Linked DNA regions of Homo sapiens: region 1 is linked to region 2. Evidence: read pairs that join two places in POLR2A ChIA-PET (ENCODE). Cell type or tissue: Panc1. All regions are shown on one strand. Each heading gives the region's core, and the rest is flanking DNA. Links, peaks and the distances in the headings are about the cores only. Region 1 overlaps KCNK3 (potassium two pore domain channel subfamily K member 3). Region 2 overlaps CIB4 (calcium and integrin binding family member 4).

What was found. Peaks named below come from ENCODE experiments on the same cell type or tissue, not always from the same donor. Only the 100,000 strongest peaks of a DNase experiment are listed, where the experiment ranks them.
Region 1: POLR2A ChIA-PET joins it to region 2 with 5 read pairs; 3 of 35 experiments call an interaction of 5 or more read pairs at or near these places.

The regions. Positions count from the first base shown.
Region 1 is chr2:26,719,147-26,723,537 of GRCh38, forward strand. The region is part of intron 1 of KCNK3 (potassium two pore domain channel subfamily K member 3); the gene reads left to right. Among named protein-coding and RNA genes, the nearest start is that of KCNK3, 29 kb to the left of the region's middle. In Panc1, for the core only: no CTCF peak of the experiment used is centred there; no DNase peak of the experiment used is centred there; H3K27ac peaks cover 4,000 bases.
Region 2 is chr2:26,594,556-26,598,946 of GRCh38, forward strand. CIB4 (calcium and integrin binding family member 4) reads right to left here. Exons shown (of 7, transcript NM_001029881.3): 4 at 621-762. Among named protein-coding and RNA genes, the nearest start is that of CIMIP2C, 34 kb to the left of the region's middle. RefSeq lists an enhancer at 3,613-4,113. In Panc1, for the core only: no CTCF peak of the experiment used is centred there; no DNase peak of the experiment used is centred there; H3K27me3 peaks cover 578 bases.

The DNA of each region.
Region 1 (4,391 bases), core at 289-4,288, 120 kb after region 2:
CATCCTTGTTCATAAATCTTTGTTCTGATCTCTGGTTATTTTCCGAGCAGAGATTCCTAGAAGTGCCACTGCAGGGCCACTGGGTAGACACATTTCTAAGCTTCTTGATTCGTATCATGCAGCTGCCTTTCTGAGAGAGTCCGCTGGCCCCCACACCAACCCCATTTGTGAGCACACCCACCAGTCCCACGCAGGTCTATTTTCTCTGACCTTAACACATCATGTGTCATCCTAACATTGTATCCTTGCCTCAGTAGCTCCCCTCATCAGAACCCTGCATTTCCTATCCACCCTTCAGAGCTCAGAGCAAATGTCACCTCCTCCATGAAGCCCTCCCTGATAACCCAACCAAAGTTCTCTATGTCCAGCCCTCCTTCGGCTTCTGTCTTAAATCCCTCCTAAAACATTTCCCACCTTTGCCATGCATTTTAATAATTTGTGTAATAATAACCTCTGCTTTATACAGGGCACTGAAGTTTTCAAAGTGCTTCCACTGAGAGGTTTCATTTGATTCAATCCCAGATGGAAAGTGTTTTGAGGTCAGGGACCTCATCAATAGATCATCTAGGTCTATTTCTCCTGGCTACATCACCAACTCAAGTCCAGCACAACCTCAAGCTAGCCCTTGTGTAACAGAAGTGTTTCACCAGCCCTTGTTACTCCTTGGCCTATCAGAACAGACTTCAAGATGCTCCCTTCTGCAGCATAGGGCAGTAAAAGATGACATGAGGGCCCTGGATTCCAGTCCTAGCTGTGTCACTGAGTTGCTGTGACCTTGGGCTAGTCCCTGCTCCTCTCTCAGCCTCAGTTTACCCATCTATAAAATGAGTGGGGGGAAGGGCACCGTGGCTCATGCCTGTAATCCCAGCACTTTGGGAGGCCGAGGCAGGTGGATCACTTGAGATCAGGAGTTTGAGACCAGCCTGGCCAATGTGGTGCAACCCCGTCTCTACTAAAAATTAGCCGGATGTGGTGGTTCACACCTGTAGTCACAGCTACTCGGGAGGCTGAGGCAGAAGAATCACTTGAACCCAGGAGGTGGAGGTTGCAGTGAGCTGAGGTCATGCCACTGCACTCTAGCCTGGGCAACACAGCGAGATTCCGTCTCAAAGAAACAAAACAAAACAAAACAAAAAACGAGTGGGTTGAACTACGTTGTCACACCAGGACTGATCGCTCCTAAGGTCCCTATCCCCAGGCACCCAGAGCAGCCCTGGGGTGCCTCTGAGGGCCTCTGCACAAAGCCGGCCTCTGGGATGGGCCAGAAGGAGCTGGCCAGGGAGGCAGGCCTGGCTCTAGGCCAGGCTGTGTCTGCAAACACTGACCTTGGCTGCCGCAGGGATTTTCCATGACACCAGCACCCTCCCTCTGAGCTCCCTGCATCACACATGGGCCTGAGGAGGGTGGGGGATGGGGGCTTTGGGGGTTTGTCCTACATCAGAGGCCCCAAGATCAGTACTAGGGCCACCTGTGGATGGGAGGCAGCTCAAGGCAAGAGAGGAGACAGCAGTGGGCCCAAGAGTGGGGAGTCCAGGAGGAAGCATGGGGCAGGGAGAGAAGCTGCTGGGGGTAGTGGGGGGAAGAGCTGGGAGAGGAGATGGGACAATGGGAAGAGAGGCCTCGGGAAGGGGCAGGGCAGAAGAAGCGGATAGGTGCTGTGCTTCAGAGCTGTCCTTCCCAGGAGCTCTGGCCTGAAGAGGGACAAACTCCAGATCCCATTCTGTACATTGGTCCCACCCCTACCCCAGCTCCATGAGACCCGGTGGTTCCCAGGCCTAGCTAGGGGCTTGCCCAGGCCCAGTGCAGGGGGGATTCCTTCTGAACCTTGAAGCTGACCTCATTTTGAAGGGGCCAGAGGCCACAGTGAAGGCAGGAGCTATGAGTCACCCGAGGCCCTCCTGCCAAGGGCCACCTCCCGTCCCCATCCTGGATGTCTAAGGGGTGGTTTCTCATCACCATCCCAGACCTCAGAGTCCTTCAGAACTGGAGCCTCTGGGTTCTGCAGCCCTCCCACCCCAGGCCTGTGCTGGACACTGAGGGGACAAGCCAGCCCTGCAGGACTCCTCTGTGGACATGAGTGCCCAAATACAGGGTGGGGGCCTGAGAGGGGCAGAGGGAGGAGAGGCCTCTTCAGTGCCCAGAGAAGGTTCCCAGAAGGTTCTCGGGAAAGGCAGTGTCTGAGCTGCATCTCACAGGAGGAGGGAGAGCACCTGCGCCCTCCTCCCGTCTCCACCAAGCTGCAGCCCCTCCCTCCTCTCCTCCCCCAAGACCTGGGCACAGAAGCTAGGCTCCTTCCGCCTCATCTCCTTTAACATGCCAATTAGGCTCCCTCAGAGCCTGCAGTCCCACTTCCTGGTTCCACACTGCTGCCATCCCCACAACTGAGGGGCGGCTCCATGTCTGTGCCTCAGGCGCCTGAGCTGGTTCCTCGTGGGCCCTCCCCTGGGTGCCCTCTGAGCCCAGCTGCCCTCTGCCATCCAGCAGGGGAGCCCAGCCTTCCTCTGAGGGCCCTCCCTGTGTCTTGCAGCCCCCAGAGCTGCCTCTGTCTCCCCCAAGCCCGCACTCCTCTCTGGCTGCCACACCAGGCCCAAGCCACACTGAGGTCACTTCGGCATCAGCCCAGAGTTCACGGCCTTTGGGCACCTCAGGCCACAGGTCCCTCATCCACCTTCCCTCAGGACAAACATTAGCCCAGCCATTGCCTATTTACATTAGATAACTAGGTCAGCCTGGAGACAGGCACAGCTGGCATTGCCAAGGGCTGTGGTTTCTAATCTACAGAAGGGCTGGGCCACCCAGAGAAGGAGATCAAAGAATCATATCGTCAGAGACCTGGGGGAAGGACCTCAGAGGTTCTTGATACTGCACAGGAGCGTTTCCCAAACTGTGCTCCCAGAAACACTTGCTCGGTAATGTGCACTATGAGAAAAGTGCTCCACGGTCAAGGAAGTGGGAAGACAGGCACCTTTTCCTGGCCTTGATCGACCTTGCACATGAACACATACATAGCCCTGAGAAAGCCTAGGCTCAAATCAAATGATGGTGAATCCTGTTAAATTCAGCATTTCCCCAATTTAATTGAGCCAAGCAACTCTTTTCTCATCCAACAGTTGTTAACATTCCATGGAACTGGTATTTCAGAAAAATAACTTGAGTAAACACTGATCATAGAATGTTGGCACTGAAAGGAACTTTAAAGATCATCAAATCTTGGTGCTCCCCAAAATATTCATATTAATAATTCATATTTATTGATCTCAATGTCCTAAGCATGTTAAGTCTATGAACTCAATCAAGTCCCCACACCAAGTCTATGAAGTGAGTACTTCATTATTCCCATTTTACAGACGAGAAAACTGAGGCACAGTGGATTAAGCAGTGTGGCCAAAGATAAAGTTGTTTGGCTTCAGAGCCTGTGATCTTCTCTACTCCACTAAACTGCAGAGATCCTCTCCCTGTGTTCAGTATTTCAAACATACAACAATAACTTAACTCCATCTCAAAGAGTCAATTATCTCAGGCTAATCAGACTTTCTGACTGGCAGATGTGTGCTTAATTAATTTTGATGGGGAAAGAAATTAATTATGGTTCTAACAATGATTTATTCAGTGCCTGCTCTAAAGAGTATCCACACTGCACTGATCACCACATCGAACTTCATAAATAAAATCTTCCAAAATTTTGCCTCTGTGAATGGGTGAGTGAACAGAGAAAATAATAAAAGGCAGTGGGAAAAGCTGGGAACCTCATCTCTTGCCCTATCTTCCATGTCACAGATGAGGAAACCTGAGGCCCAGAAGGAACTTGCCAAGACACAAAGCTGTCTTTGATCAGGGTCAGGTCAGACCCCAGATCTCCTGCCTCCTAGCCCCATGCTCTTTCCTCTGCCCAAGGCTGTGGCCAGCATCCTGGCCTTGTGGCCAGCTAGGCCAAGGGTAGGAGGTCAAGCAAGCAGACTAGCAGGCATAGGAGGCCAGTGGGAAACAAGCAGCCAAGCCCAGTCCAGCCAAGGCCATGACCAAGGGCTCAGAGTGGCTAGTTGTGCTTTGAATAGAAGGAAATAAGCCACAGGGAGAGAAAGACCAGTAAAAGGGAGGACCAGACCCAATCCCACTCCCACACCACCATCCCCACCCCGCATCTCCCTGGAAGACAGCTTCAGCCAGTTTCTGACCTCCTTGGTGATTCTGGGAGGAAAACAGAGGAACTGAGGTGGCCCAGGGTTTGCCTCTGATCTCTTGGTTTTCCTGCTGCCCTAAAATATTTACACTAACAATTAATTTTTATGTCCAGCCACCTGGCTTCCTTAGGTGGATTCTGTGCCTCCAGCCAGGGTCCCAGGCCACCTCTTAGCTGAGTTGCTCCCAAGTAGGAGCTGCTGGGCCATGAT
Region 2 (4,391 bases), core at 72-4,071:
TTGCACCTGGTTTGTTTGAAAGCATCTTAAGACTTCTTTCTTTCCTTTTGATTCCTTTTGAGAATTCCCTTGCATCCCAGCTGTGCTAAGCAGACATTTGCCTGGTGAAGAGCAGAACTTCAGCAGAGTCTTGTGACTACCCGAGACAGAGACAGAGACCAAAAAATGTCAAAGTGCCTCAGAGATTATCTCTCCCTATCCCCTCATTTTACAGATGAGAAAACTGAGCCCCAGAAAGGTGAAACGATTTGTCCAAGATTGTTCAAATTTTCTTAACTTCCCATCCAACGCTCCTTCTGCCAAATAAGCATAAATCCTTTACATGCATATGTGATTCTCTCTCTCTCTCGCCTGCCCACACACCACACACTACCAGCAAATATCAACGCCAATGACCCCATTGCCCTCTGATGACACCGAGGGGAGTCTGTCCATTGATGCTGTCATTCTCAATCTTTTTTTTTTATTCCATGGTACATGCAAAATATGACACAGACCCACAGATACCCAAGCACACCCCAGTTAATGCCATCCATCAATGAACTGATGATGGAGTCCAGATACGGTATGTTCTCTATGGCCTTTCCACCCCTCACCCCTCAGTCCCCCACAGCACCTACCATAGATGCGAAAGGCATACTCAATCTTCAGGCTTGGGCAGGCCTGCTCGCTGAACACAGATGCCATGCCCAGCACATCCTCAAAGGAGAACATGCCTTTGTGGGAGAACACTCTGCAGATACGGTCTCTGAAAGGGTTGACCTGTGGGCGACAGGAGGAGCAGGGAGGAGGTCTATCAGGGTCGGGGCTGTGTCTCCCTGGGTCTCTCTCATCTATTACAAACACTGTGTCCTGGGTTTGAGATGAAGACAACAGCCACAATGTAAATATCGGAGTAGATGGTGGCTCACTGAGCCAGGACCCTGGGCATGATGGGGTGCCGGGGATGAATCTTGCAGTTGGATATGTGACTTCACAAGATTCCTGCAAGGATGCCACAATTGAAGATAATGGTTATAATGCAAATGCAAATGAACAAGAGATTGTCAGAGCTGAAACCTCTCCTACTCTAAATACGAGTCCTTCTCTATGAGGTAGAAATCATGAGCATCCAGGCAGAAATAACAAGAAGTCCTGCATCAATTTTCTTGTCCTGTGCTCAGGCGGGTGCAAGGCAAGCCAACAGGCTCACTGCCCAAGCGCATAGCCAGCCAGGGAATGAGATACCAAGCTTCTTTTCCCTGGGGACCTCCCCTTGTCTTTGCTAGTAGTGATGGGAGGGAGGTGGTTGCCAGGACACCAATACACTCCTTAGATCCATGTCACATGACTTATCTGCGCGCACACACACACACACACACACACACACACACAAACCATGTCTTATAGAGACTGAAAACAGGACAGTTGATGTGGTAGCTGCTGGTAGCACGAATAGTACCTATGACACAACATGTGAGCACGTTGGAAGATGCAGAGAAAATATTGCCTAAGATATACAGAAATAAGTATTTGAACAAATTTCACACTGTGAAAGCTTTGCTAAATAGTTAAATAAAGGTATAGATTTTCTAATGTGGTTTTCCTAGATTCTGTATGTGAAAAACCACATTTCTGCAAGCCACGAAAGGAAACAGAGACATGGACTGAATAGTAAATGAATGTCTTTAATAAAAACACCATTGCTGGGGAAAAGTGAAGGTACTCATCGAGGGGGGTGGCTGCTCCAGGATGGAAAAGAATTCTGGGGTGAGGATGCAGGATGGTAACACATGCCAAATGACTTCCCTGCAGGATTTCCTGCCGGGTACTGCAGTCAGGAAGGTAAGCCCAGAAATAACTAAAGTACAGCAGAAGGCATTGAAATGGTTCTTTTTTAAAAAAGAGTTAAAATATAGTAAAACTTGGCCAGGCACGGTGGCTCAAGCTTGTAATCCCAGCACTTTGGGTGGCCGAGGCAGGTGGATCACCTGAGGTCAGGAGTTCAAGACCAGCCTGGCCAAAATGGTGAAACCCCGTCTCTACTAACAATACAAAAAAAATTAGCCGGGCGTGGTCGCGCATGCCTGTAATCCCAGCTACTCGGGAGGCTGAGGCAGGAGAATCGCTTGAACCTGGGAGGCAGGGGCTGCAGTGAGCCGAGATTGCGCCATTGCCCTCCAGCCTGGGCAAAAAGAGCAAAACTGCATCTAAAAAAAAAAAAAAAAGTAAAGCTTATACAGTGATTTGTAATTAGAAGGAAAGTAAGTATGAAAATCTTCTGAACCACATGGAGGTTTACTGCTTAGCTCTTGGAAGAGTTCTTAAAAGAGCTATCAAACTTAAAGATGAGTTATATGTTTTCCTGGCACAAAAAGACAAGTGTTCCAAATTTGCTGACCTTTCCATGATGACAAGTAGCTATTGGCAGTGTGCTACCTAGCAAATATCCACCAAAAAATGAACTCAATTTCATTTGACTTTTCAAGGTAAAGGTGACTCATTTTAGCGTTATTGCTTTTCTAAAGAAACTCATGCTTTGAAGAGAATATTTTTAAAATGGGATTTTTTGTGGTTAAAAACGTGTATCACCTATAGAAATGCTTATATTACATACCTGGAAATATAGAAACAGACTCTTCTGACCTGTTTGGATATTGTCCAAATAAAGAATGTCAGTGGATTTTGAATCCATTTGTTAAAAATATAAAAATATAATACTTTCCACTTAGTGTAAGAGCCACTGACTGATGTAAGGGAAGACAGACAATTACTAGCTTAATTTCAATTGAAAGCTTTTAATTGGTGAATGGGGTTGAAAATGAGTGCCGTGATTTAAGACATATAGCCCATGACACATTTCCTCTCTTTGGATCAGTTACGACAGCTATTAAAAAAAAAAAAAAACTGAACTAGAACCACACCTCTGAATGGCTCTAGCTCAATCTTAAAGCAAGATTTCAAAGAATAATGAAGCATATCCAACCACATTGCTTTCCCTTACAATATTATTAGCTATATGTAAACAATAGCATAGTGTAAGGAAGAAATCTTACTATATCCATTAAAGGGAAAATTGTTTGTTAAATATTTTATGTAGTTTTTAGCTTGTCCTTAAATTTTTTTATTTTGATATTATATCAGATTAGTATAGTAGTAAATGTATACAGTTTATAAATGAATATATACATATGATGAGTACATGTTTCTCATTTTTTCATATTATTGCGGGGGATTTGTGATCTAGGCTAACCTGCTCATCTCACGGATGTGGAAATGAGGCCTGGGGAAGGGGAGGGACTCAGCCAGCAAGTGGGAGAGCCGGCCTGAGACCCAGGACTCCTGAGCCTGTCCTGCCCTATTTCCACTAAGGTGCCTGGTGCCAAAAAAAAAAAAGCAAAGGCCAAGCAGTGGCCATTAAAATATAGAAAACCTTGGAAATGGATCCCTCTAAAATTCTTACTTTAATAAAAAACATTTTTTGGCCGGGCACGGTGGCTCACGCCTGTAATACCAACACTTTGGCAGGCCGAGACTGACGGAACTCCTGAGGTCAGGAGTTCGAGACCAGCCTGGCCAACATGACGAAACCCCATCTCAACTAAAAATACAAAAATTAGTAGGGCGTGATGGTGCGTGCCTGCAGTCCCAGCTACTCGAGAGACTGAGGCAGGAGCATCACTTGAACCCAGGAGGCGGAGGTTGCAGTGAGCTGAGATCACGACAGTGCACTCCAGCCTGGGTGACAGAGGGAGACTCCATCTCAAAAAAAAAAAAAAGTGCAAAAACAGAATCTAGATTGAAGTTAAAGAAATGGCTCATGGCCCAGGAGAACTCAGCAGCCGGCTAAAAATGACTCTGTGACTCTGTGACTATGAAAGTGAGAGGCACGGGAGGGGGCCACGGGACCAGAGGCTGCAGAAGAGAGAAGGTCAAAGAAGATGGAGCTGACACGGAGCAACTGGGCTTGGGAAACAGTGAGGAATCCGAGTATGGAGCAGGGGACACTGTCCCTGAGAGGATGGCAGGGCAGATGTCAGGCCGCAGGGCTAGGGCCGAGCTCACCAGAGCTGCGATTGGGTCCTGGGGACCCAGGAGTGGCTAGTATAGTTCGCTGTAAGGCCTGGCAGGCACCTGCCAGGAGAGTGTCCCAGGGCTGTCTCTGGTCCAACAAGGTGCAGCTTCCTTCTCTCCCAGGGTCCCTGTCTCAAGGGATAGTTCAGGTTATGAGCCCCCCTGAGACAGAGCAGCTCCAGTCAAAGGGGCACCGATAGTGCTGCGGGAGAGTTTCTAGGGGCCCTGGTGGGGCAGCCTCATGCCCCTCCCTGCTCTCCATCCTGAGCTAAAGGCCAGCTCAGCCGGTGTCCTCGGATCTGGTTCAGTCCAGCCCCAGGCAGACAAAACAGCCAAGA